Linked DNA regions of Homo sapiens: region 2 is linked to region 1. Evidence: read pairs that join two places in POLR2A ChIA-PET (ENCODE). Cell type or tissue: PC-9. All regions are shown on one strand. Links, peaks and the distances in the headings refer to the core of each region. The heading gives the core; the rest is flanking DNA.

The links. ChIA-PET counts read pairs that join two places held together with the same protein. Peaks named below come from ENCODE experiments on the same cell type or tissue, not always from the same donor. Only the 100,000 strongest peaks of a DNase experiment are listed, where the experiment ranks them.
Region 2: POLR2A ChIA-PET joins it to region 1 with 9 read pairs; 2 of 35 experiments call an interaction of 5 or more read pairs at or near these places.

Annotation. Positions count from the first base shown.
Region 1 is chr20:50,489,431-50,495,419 of GRCh38, forward strand. No RefSeq gene overlaps it. Among named protein-coding and RNA genes, the nearest start is that of PTPN1, 18 kb to the right of the region's middle. In PC-9, for the core only: no CTCF peak of the experiment used is centred there; a DNase peak (open chromatin) is centred at 3,751; H3K27ac peaks cover 1,899 bases.
Region 2 is chr20:50,328,661-50,334,649 of GRCh38, forward strand. No RefSeq gene overlaps it. Among named protein-coding and RNA genes, the nearest start is that of LINC01271, 10 kb to the left of the region's middle. In PC-9, for the core only: no CTCF peak of the experiment used is centred there; DNase peaks (open chromatin) are centred at 2,131, 3,371 and 4,121; H3K27ac peaks cover 2,419 bases.

The DNA of each region.
Region 1 (5,989 bases), core at 2,215-4,714:
ATTAGAGTTAAATCCGTGTAACCAGGGGTGTTTGTTTTTTTTCCAATTTTTCATGATGCTTTTTTATTACTTTTATAATAAAAATATTTTTAACTAAAATATTAGTAATACAGTGGATGTTCATCCCCTCCAAATCTCATGTGGAAATGTGATCCCCAGTGTTGGAGGTGGGGCCTGGTGGGAGGTGTTTGGGTTATGGGTGCAGATCCCTCATGGATGGCTTGGGGCCCTCCCCATGGTAATGGCTGAATTCTCACTCAGTTCGTTCACTCAAGAGCTGGTTGTTTAAAAGAGCCTGGCATCTCTCTTGCTTCTTCTCTCACCATGCGACATGCCTTCTCCGGCTTCACCTCCTGCAGTGAGTAAATGCTGGCACTGTGCTTTCTGTGCAGCCTGCAGAACCATGAGCCAGCCAGGTAAACCTTTCCTTTATAAACAACTACCCAGCCTCAGGTATTCCTTTTTTTTTTTTTTTTTTTTTTTGAGGCAGGGCCTCACTCTGTCCCCCAGGCTGGAGCAGTGGTGCGATTGTGGCTTATGCAACCTCCACCTCCCAGGCTCAAACAATCCTCCCACCTCAGCCTCCTGAGTAGCTGGGACTTACTGGTGCATGCCACCTGTATTTTGTATTTTTAGTAGCTACTTTTTGTATTTTTAGTAGAGAAAGGGTTTCACCATGTTGGCCAGGCTTGTCTCGAACTCCTAACCTCAAGTGATCTGCCCCCTTCAGCCTCCCAAAGTGCTGGGATTACAGGAGTGAGCTACCCCGCCCAACTAATTTTTGTATTTTTTGAAGAGATGCGGTTTCACCATGTTGCCCAGGCTAGGTTTTCCTTTATAGCAATGCAAAATGAACTAATACAATTAGTAAATATGAAAATAGAAATATCTTTATTTTATATGTATATTATATTGATGTATTTTTCTGGTTATCAATTGCTGCATGACAAACTACCTCAAAACCTAGTGGCTTAAGCCAGGTGTGGTGGCTCACGCCTGTAATCCCAGCACTTTGGGAGCCGAGGTGGGCGGATCGCGAGGTCAGGAGATCGAGACCACCCTGGTTAACACGGTGAAACCCCGTCTCTACTAAAAATACAAAAAATTAGCTGGGCGTGGTGGCGGGTGCCTGTAGTCCCAGCTACTCGGGAGGCTGAGGCAGGAGAATGGCGTGAACCTGGGAGGCGGAGCCTGCAGTGAGCCGAGATCATGCCACTGCACTCCAGCCTGGGCAACAGACGTAAACACCGTCTCAAAAAAAAAAAAAAAAAAAAAAAAACCTAGTGGCTAGTGGCTTAAAAACAACAATTATTTATACCACTCACAGTTCTATGGGTTGACAGCTTAGCTGAGTGGCTCTCACATGGGGGTCTCTCATGCAGTTGGCTACTGGAGCAGGAAGTCCAGAACTGACCCAGCATCATTTCCACTATTTTCTATTGGTCAAAACAGTCACAAGGTCAAGCCCAGGCCAAATTCAAGGGGGCTGAGGATTAGACCCCCTATCTCAAGGAGGAGTGGCACACACATATGGGGAGGGAAGGAATTGATGACAGTCATCTCTAAAGTCAAGCTACCAGGCTGGCCAACACAGTGAAAGCCTGTCTCTACTAAAAATACAAGAATTAGCTGGGTATGGTGGCACATGCCTGTGATCCCAGCTACTCGGGAGGCTGAGGCAGAAGAATCACTTGAACCCGGGAGGTGGAGGTTGCAGTGAGTCAAGATCGTGCCACTGCCCTCCAGCCTTGGCAACAGAGCAAGACTCCATCTCCAAAAATATACACAAAAATAATAAAGTCAAGCTAATATATATCATACTGTCCCTCTCCCCACCCCTCCCCCATATCATTCCAGGATGTCTCCCTCTTCTTTGTAAGGAATGTCACTGAGGAAGTTCATCCCAGTTGAGGTGGGCTTTTTTGTTGTTGTTGCTTGTTTAACATCCGTTCCACTTCCCATGCCAGTATCCCAAGCTTCCTGTGGAGGAGCTTCAGGTCAACCACAGTGCCTTGTCCTCTACTATTCTGTAAATGGGTATGTAACCCAGGCCAAGCCAAACAAACCCTCTCTGAAATTTCAATCTCAAACAGAATGACAAAAAAAAGTTCTGAAAGAAAGTTTGCAGTGGAAACTGTGGATGACTCTCACCAGGCTATTATATCCCAGGAGCAGGGATGTGCCTGATTTGTCTAAGCCAAGGTTTCTCAATATCAGGACTGTTGATATTTGGGGAGAGTTCATTCTTTTCTGTGTGCAAGGGATGGGAAGGAGCTGTCCTGTCCATTATAGGATATATAGATGCAGCCCCAGATTCTACCCACGAGATGCCACTAGCACCTCTCCTAGTTATGATAACCAAAAATGTCTTCACACGTTGTCAAATGTCCCCTGGGGGCCAAAATCATCCCTTGTGCCTCTTGCTGATGATTGGTTCAGGAGTGAACAGGCCCAAGCCAGTTTTGCCCAATAGGACACCAGGGGAGCTGGCTGCAGTGGCTTACACTTGTATTTCCAGCACTTTGGGAGGCTGAGGTGGGAGGATCATTGAGGCCAGGAGTTCAAGTTCAGCCTGAACAATATAGTGAGACCCTGTCTCTACAAAAAAAAAAAAAAAAAGTTTTAATTACCTGGGTGTGGTGGTGCACTCCTGTAGTCCCAGCTATTCAGGAGGCTGAGGTGGGAGGATTGCTTGAGCCCAGGAGGTTGATGCTGCAGTGAGCCATGATCACGCCACTACACTCCAGCCTGGGCAACACAGTGAGACCCTGCCTCAAAAAAAAAAAAAAAAAAAGACACCAGGATAGATTTCTTGGGGACTTCTGGCAGTAACATTTCCTTACTCTCAAGAGAGAGCTATGGGGAGACACTCCCTCTCTTTCGCACTGGATGATTTAGCAAATGATCTTACCGTCATAATCACTACTGGCAGCGTGCCCCGTTTTGCAGCCACAGGGAACCAGTTTTCAGATAAAGCCAACACATGGATAGTAATGGGAAGAAAGAGAGAGAACCCTGGATCTCAATTACATTCTTGAACCTCTGAATCAACCAACCTTGGTGTTGCCCTTCCTACAATAAACTCCCTTACTGCTTAAGCCAGGTTGAGTTGAGTTTTCTGTTACTTGCAGCCAAAGCGTCCTGAGTGCCGCACCCTCAGAGCTGAAGAGCACACTCGTGAGTTGATGCCAGCAAGATCCCCCAGCGCATCATGTGGCCAATTCTTTCTAAACTTGGTTTCAGAGCTTTCTTGCTCCATTTCTAAAAAGCACCTTATATCCTTCTAACAAATTCCTTTTCTGTTTCTGTTGGTAAGAACCAGTTTCTTTTTCCTTCTTTCTTTCTTTTCTTTTTTAGACGCAGTTTCGTCCTTGTTGCCCAGGCTGGAGTGCAGTGGCGCCATCTCGGCTCACTGCAACCTCCACCTCCCAGGTTCAACCGATTCTCCTGTCTCAGCCTCCCGAGTAGCTGGGATTACAGGCGCCCGCCACCAGGCCCAGCTAATTTTTTGTGTTTTTAGTAGAGATGGGGTTTCACCATGTTGGCCAGGCTGGTCTTGAACTCCTAACCTCAGGAGATCCGCCTGCCTCGGCCTCCCAAAGTGCTGGGATTATAGGCATGAGCCACCACACCCGGCCTGACCAGAACCAATTTCTGTGATATGCAATGGAAGAATTCTGTTACCTCAGTTGGCTAATTTCAGCAAAAAGCCCCAACATTCTTAGTCATCATAAAACTCGTTTGCTGAGTATGACTGACTCACCTGGTATTTCATAAAGTGCTACTTATGAGACCCACAAGAAAGATTAAGCCTCATGTGAACAGGCTGATGGGAAATCCACACAGAAAATATTTTGATAAGTTCTAAAGCAGCACCACATGCTTTAGAAGGTCATGCCAAAGGCAGTCCAATGGGGTCATCCCAGTGCATCCTAAGGACCACCAGCTCCAGCAGGAGAATTAGGTAAAAGGGCAAGGAGAACAGCACACAGGGTCACAGAGACCCTGGCTCCACCACCAGCTCGCTCTGTAACCCTGTGGGAGTGAGTTGAGGGAGTGCGTTGCTTCTCCCTCTGAGCCTCAGTTGCCTCATTTGTCAAACAAGCATTCACTTCTCAGGGCTGATGTGAACTTTAACTGAGGTGACACATGTCTAACTGGTTCAGGGGTACGTCTCAACTTGTTGAGGTGTAACTACGAAACCACTTTATTTTTACAATAATTGCTACCAAATGGTCTCTGTTGAAATTTCCTTTTTCCCTCTGGGGAATGATCAGAATAACAGAGTAGTGGTAGTAGAGGCAGGAGCAGAGGTAGCGGCAAGCTCCCAGGTGGCCCCGCCTCTGTGCCAGGCACTTGCCTAAGCTCTTGGCATATATTACTCACCAAATCTTCACAATGAGCTTCTGAGGTAGGGACCAATAGTTATCTCCATTTTACAGAAATAGAGAAAAAAGAACTTAAATGAGTTGCCCAAAGTCACGGAGCTATTAAAGAATGGGCTTCCTCAACCAGCCTCTCAACAATTCCATAGCATGCCTGACTGACTCTTTGGTTACCAAAGCTGTCTATTTCAGGTCTTAAAACCCAAATCTCCTCCAATTAGAATGTCAGTCTCAACCAGTGAAGCACAACGAGACCCAGTCTCATGGTCATGATGTCGAACAAACGAAGACAGACACCAAAAAGCATGCACGGCATGATTCCATTTATGTGAAGTTCAAAAACAGGCAAAAGCAATCCAGGGTGTTAGCAGGATAGTGGTCACCCTTGGCAAAGGGTAGTGACTAGGAGGGTTACTAGGTAGCTTTCTGAGGGGCTGGGAGAGTTCTGTATCTTGATCTGGGTGCAGGTTATGTGAGCATGTTTAGTCTGGGGAAATTCACTGAGCCGTGCACTTATGATATATCTGTGTGCATGTACACACATATACTTTTCTGTATGTGTTTTATAGTTCAATATAAATTTCCTTGGAAAAAACTTCATTCTCAGATCTGATTCAAAGTTCTTTTAGATCCCCTGGCCCCATGTCACCCAGTTCAAGCCAGACTCATGATTCTAGTGGCTTGGAGCTGGGACAATGGGTAGGGGGAGCAGGAGAAGCAAGACGTGCTCTCTTTCCCCTTCTCCTTGACGCCCACGGTAGAATGGGCATAAGGATGGGCTGCCATTCTGCTGAAATGGCTCCACAGCGAGCCGTGAAGGAAGGTGGCTGACCCCAACTGCTGAATGACCTTTGAACTTAGGCCAAGAGACTCAGAGCACCCCTAACATCATCCTGTTGCACATGTAAAGTGCCTAGCACAAAGCAGGTGTGTAATGGGGGGGGAGGTGCTAGATGGAGATGCAATATTTTTGATATCTTGAGGACTAAAAGTCGGGATGATCTGCTCTTTCAAATATGCCAGAAATTTTTGGATTCATAATCAGTTGAATAATTGATTTCTATTTGAAGCCTTTTAGTTAGACAAAAGGAAAAGTGATAAGTCTGCCATCTTCATCTGAGTTCCTCCAGAAGCCAACTCTGAGACAAGGATTTAAATGCAAGTAATTTATTCCTGAGGAGATCCTTGGAGGCAGCAGGTGAGGAGTGGGGAAGTGACCACGAAGTTTCTGATTTAGGACAGTGGTGAAAAGTTGATGCAGGTGGCTTCTAAAAGATCTTGACTTCCAAGGCAACTAGGGCTCTGGGGAAGGAATATGGCTGAACTTCAGACCCATAGGGCTACAGGAAGATAGAGACAGAAGACAAAGACCATGTACCAGTTAGCATGCTCTCAACTGCAAGTAGCAAGCCAATCCAAAGTGGCTTAAACAGTAAAAATGCTCCTGATGTCTTCAAATAATGTCTTCAAATAATGTCTGGGAAGGGACATGAATGAGCATGTGGGCCAGTGGGGCTCAAACCCACCCATGTAAGGGCCATGCCTCCACATTGCCATACCTGAGAAGCAAGGAGCTGGGGTATTTATCTCTTTCGCACTTTGGG
Region 2 (5,989 bases), core at 2,033-4,532, 160 kb before region 1:
AGCACTGGACGTGGTATAACTGAACGAGAATCCAGCTGTGTGCTGGTGCAGAGCTGCCTGTACAGGAAGGAGGCCTCTGAGCTGCTCAAAGGGCTCTATCTGCACTCCCCCACAGAAATCCCCTTATGATCAGAGCCAAACATTGGAGACCCAGCCCCCAGGCTTGTGCCAGCCTTGCCCTGCCAGCCAAGGCCAGTATCCCCACTGAGGGGCATCTGAGGGCTCTGTACACTTTGCCTCTGAGTTGAGGATCAATAGAAGCTACCACTGCTGTTTTACCTAATTATATAACAGTGGCCAGGGAGGAAGGTGTCAGGGATAGACGCTTTACCGGCACCATCCCATCAAATCCTGCTAAGAACTCCATGAAGGGGTATTATTATTCCCATTTTGCAGTTGGGAACACTGAGACTCAGAGAGATCAAATGCCTTGACTTCAGAATCTGTATTTTTTTTTTTTTTTGAGACAGGGTCTGGCTCTGTTGCCCAGGCTGGAGTGCAGTGACATGATCTCAGCTCACTGCAATCTCTACCTCCTGGGCTCAAGCCATCCTCCCACCTCAGCCTCCTGAGTAGCTGGGATTACAGATACATACCACCTAACCAGGCTAATTTTTGCTTTTTTTTTTTTTTTTTTTTTTTGTGGAGAGGGTGTTTCTCCATGTTGCCCAGGCTGGTCTCAAACTCCTGAGCTCAAGAGATCTGCCTGCCTCAGCCTCCCAAAGTGCTAGGATTATAGGCATGAGCTACTGCGCCTGCCCAGAGCCTGCATTCTTTACCTTTACAGTCTAGACCCTGCTCCTATAGATCCCCAGGAAAGAGCAAGACCATCTTTTTTAAATGCCAGAGCCTCAGATAGGAAAGGATGATCTCACCCAGGACTTCATTATACAGATAAGAAGACCAAGGTCCAAAGAAGGAGAGGAACCATCCTCTGACTATACAGAGCTGGGTCTCCTGCTCCCAGAGCCCCTCCAGCTTTACCCCCTGCTCCCCTCCCCTTCCTTCCATTCATGATGACCTCACTGGTCTCTAGGCTGTCGCTCCAACATGCTGAGCTCAATCCTGCCTCAGGGCCCTTGTACTTATTCCCCTGCCAGATCTAGCCTATCATTTCTTGTCTTCATTGACCACTCCATCTATAGTGGCTCTGCGTGTTGCTTTCCTACCTAGGTTTATTTTTATTCCTAGCATTTATCACCTTCTGTCATTATATTACGTATTTATATAGTTTCTTTTTGTCCACTACCTGCCTAGAATATTAGAACCATGAGAGCAGAGACTTTGTTCACAGCTGTATCCCCAGTGCCCAACCCAGGGCCTGGCCTCCATGATGCTCAATATGTGCTTGTGGGATGGATAGATGGGTGGATGAATGGATGGATGAATAAATGGGTGGAGAAATGGATGTATGATATGAGGGAGGAAGGGTGGGATAGATGGATGAATGGATGGGTAGATTAATGAGTGGATGGATAGATGGATGGATGAATGAATGGATGGATGGATGGATGGATGGATGGATGGATAGATGGTTGGATGGATGTTTGGATGGAGGGGTGGGTGGATAGATGAGTGGATGGATGGATGGATGGATGGATGGATGGATGGATGGATGGACAGCTGAATGGACGGATAGATGGTTGGATGGATATTTGGATGGACGGGTGGGTGGATAGATGGGTGGGTGGATGGATGGAGGGAATGAGGAGTGGATAGATGGATGAATGGATGGGTAGATGGGTGGGTGGATGAATGGATCAAGGGAGTGAGAGAGGGAAGGGATGGATGGATAGATGGATAGAAGGGTATACTAATGGGTGGATGAAAGGGTTGACGGATGGAAGGAATGATGGGCGGATGGGTGGGTGAGTGGATGGGTAGATGGGTGGGTGGATAGATGGTGGGCGGATGGACATTTCTCCCAGCGTCGCTTCCCATCCCTGTGCTGTGGGTCTCTCACGTGGCTGCCCTGACTTGCCTCCCCTGGCCCCAAGCCCGAGCAGGGAGCTCTGGGGGCTTCCACATGATTGGGCAGGATTTCTATTTCTCACCCTCCTCTGAGGCTGGGCAGACAAAAGCCTTTGTTCTTCCTCCCTGCCTGGCCCTGCTCCAGCCAGGGTGGGAAGTTGCTGGCAAGTCAGCAACTTAACTTTGCTGCAACTGAACTGAACTTTGAGGCGTAACCTGTCAAGCGAGCCCCGGAGGCTTCTGCGGTCCACAGGGGAGGGGCATGATGGAGGCATGGTGGGGAGCACCATGGCCAGGCACAGAGATGATCCCTATCTGGGTGGACCCCCAAGTCTCCCAGAGTAGATTCATTTTTTGAAGCAAGGAGGGGAAGCTAATAGATGAAGCTGGCTCTGGGCTCTCTGTGGACAGCTGGGGACGGTGTTTCTTTTTGTCCTCCAGAGTTGTTCTGCAGGGTGAGGGGTAAGAAAGGGGGCCGCTACTAAGTGCTCACGGTGGTCCTGTGAGGGGGTGTCACGGTCACCATTGCACAGAGGGGAAAACTGAGGCTCAAAGAGACTAAGTAACACGCCCCCAGGATCACCCGGCTAGAGTATGGAAGGCAAGGTATGGACCTGGACAGTGTGGCTCAGATAAAAATTTCTCATGTCCCATGTCACCCCGTCACACTTGGCATAAGAGCCACAGTTCTTCCCTAACACTGCCTTGCTGGATGAACTCAGGTAAGCCTCTTTCCCTCTCCGGGTCTTAGTTTCTCTCCTCTGTAAAATGAGAGGCTTGGCTGGGCCCTAATTTAGATATTGCAGGATTCTCTGGGTTACTGGGATCACTGGGTTCAACTTCCATAATAATATGAAGTCTCAAAGAAATTCTCAAATTCTCTCACAGTCCTGTGGCCACACCCGGGACCCACAGGCCCATTAGACAGAGCAGCAAACTAAGACCCTGACTGGCACCATCATTTCCTCCAGAGCCCTAGAGTGTGATGGGATCGCTGTGTCTCCGCCTGAACCCTGTCTGGAGTTCCAGGTGTCCGCTTTCCCCCAAGGCTGGGCACTGCACGGGAGAGAGAGTCAGAGAAAGCAGAATCTTGGGCAGGCGCTGCTGACCCATTGGGTGGGAGGTCTAAGAATCAAGGCTGCAGGATGGGGGATGAGGTGGGGGGGCCCTTTTCTCTGGAGTGGGACCCTCCCTTGGAAGCCAAACTGAATGGTCAACCATTACTCTGCTGGGCTGTCACTAACCACTCAAAACCAGTGGCCACTTGCCAATCTTCTGTCTTTGTCCAGGGCAGAATTGAATCTTGTTCAAATAAACTCAAAGGCCAGGTAGTTCACTGAAGCAATGACTGGAGAATTTGGCACTCTCCAGCCTGCCAGCCCTACCCAAACATCCTCAAGGTATCTGCATAACCAGCTCATTGCCCTGCCTACTCCAACCAGAGAATGTGGGAAGAAGCCCAGGACCTCTGTGCGGTGGTGGAGGCCCGCTTGGCTGCTCCTGACCTGTGTCTCTGGCCTCTTCAGCCTTTCCTCCAAATTCCACTCTGTGCACAAGCTGCTGGTCACCTCCCTGCACATGCTGTGTGGCTTCTGGCCTCGGGACCTCTGCACATGCAGTCTCCTCCACTGAGTTCTCCCAGAAACAGGCCCTCAGACACGAATTTGAGTGCAAGGAGTATATTTTGGGTGGTGATCTCAGGAAGCACCCATAGCAGGTTGGGTAATCAAAATAGGGAAGAAAGAAAATAAAATAAATGTTATTAAACCAATCACCGCTGTGGGCAACTAGACCTCAGACCCACCAGGGAACTCTGGGAGACAGCGAAGAGCATGCGCTTCAGTCATTCCAACCCAGTTGCAAGGGAAGAGATCATGTATCTTCCGACTTCCCCCAGTCGTGAGCTGCGGGCTAATTCCAGGGGCTAGTTCCAACTCTCTGGAACTTCTAGCTGAGCGTGCACCCATGGCCAAATGAAAGCACTTAAGCAGACATCTGCAGTGAGCGAGAGTGGGCATCTGTCTAGGGGACGCGGGCCGGGCAGCAACAGCATCTGCTACAAATGTTTCCTGGTTCCTGACCTTTTGCAACCTGACTCCTACCTACTCTTCAAAGCCCATCTCAGATGTCACCCCCTCGGGGAAGCCTTCCCTGACCCTCCTAAATCAGTCAATCACTTCATGAGTTTCTAATATCTGCATGAATCACAGTGGATTGTAATTGCCTGTCCCACAGGGGAGTGAACAACTTAAGGTCAAAGGTTTTACATCTTGGGCGTTAAGAACATGCATGTCACGCAGTCTTGAGTTCTGCTCTCCTGGCCCCTCTGAACAAACTGTGGTCTCCTATCTGTCCCCAGGGCCTGGTTGTTATTGGGCCCTCAGTGAACGTCCAGATAAAGGGATTGGAATGGCAATTTCAGCTCATTGACTTTTCCTCTTTCCCCTGAACTTTCCTGGTATTTCCATGATGGATGTTGTGGTTCAGCTAATGGGTCCCGATTCTAAATCCTCTTCAGAATCACTAGGATAGCATTTAAAAAACTTTGGGGGCTGGAGCCCCATCCCCCTGAGATTCAGATTCCGTTACTGGGATCACTGGCTTCACCTTTCATAATAATATGAAGTCTCAAAGAAATTCCCAAATTCTCAACCGGACAAGGGCATGCAGGGAGTGAGTTTGTCATGAAGTCCTACGGGGAGAGGGCCAGAGGGCAGGCAGCCTGGAGTCCATGCTGGGAGACAAATGTGGAGGAAGCAGAAATTAGAAATTAAAAGAAATGAACTGGACATATGGGCAGCCACATGGTTAGAGCTTAAAAACAAACATAGAAAAAAGGGAACATGGTGGAGCAATGTTTTATTACAATACGATGTAAATGGCTGAGAACCACAATGAGACTGTGCCGTCCTTAGGAAGGGGCTGTCAGACTCAGCTGCCCACTAGATTTGCCTGGTAACCCTTAAAGATTCCTATGCCCATGCCTACCCCCAAAGCCACTGCAGTGGAATCTCTGGGGCGAGATCCAGTATTTTTAAAATGCGAAGTCTGGGCTGAGAACTGCAGAACACGGGAGAACAGCTATCTCAATTCTTTGTCCTCAGAGGGGAATTCATCCTGTAATAATGTTACAAGGGTAAATGGAAAACCAACTATATGCCAGGCACTGTGCTCAGAGCTTTGCACACATTACCTACCCTTGTGGGGAGAGTTCTTTTATAATCCCTACTTCATAGATGGGGAAACTGAGGCACAGAGTGGTGAAGTCGGTGACCAAGGACTCACAGCTATTCAGTAGCAGAGCAGGCTTGTCCTCAGTACCCGGGGCTGCAAGTCTGGCAAAGGAGTCCTTGGCACCTCCCTCCTGTGTGCTCCAAAATTGCTCTCTCTGACGCCCTTTGACTCACTTGGTTCAGCAACCGCAAGGAGTTGTTGTTTCCCATAAATTCCTCATGGTCTTTTTTTTTTTTTTTTTTTAAACCTCAGCGCACAGGCAAACCCCACATCATGAAGGCTGATCGGCTTTTGAAGGCGAGACCTTCATTCTAAAGGTCACAGCTGTATGAGCCGTGTTTATTAGAGCTTATTTTAAATTGCTCCCTCAACCCTGTGAAAGGCGGGAAGTCTTAAAATTACTTCTCCCCAAAACTGGCGCCACCCAACCCTGGAAGTTCTCTGACTTGTTTCATAAGGAATTATTAATTATGATTTGTTTTTATAATTGTCCACTTGGAGTCTTGGATGACACACGCTCAGACTTGCCCATCCTTTTTTAAAAGAAGGAATCAAAAGTTCATGGAAATCAGTTATATTTAATGAGTGGAATTACTTGGGCTCAGTCCTGGATTAACTGTGTGACCTTGGGCAAACCCCTTCCCTCTCTGAGCCTCTGTTTTTCTAGCTGTAGGAGGAAGAGTGTGGATTAATATCTCTCATAGGATTTAGAATATGTATTTCCTGCCAGTCGCCATGGCTCACGCCTGTTATCCCAGCACTTTGGGAGGCCGAGGTGGGAGGA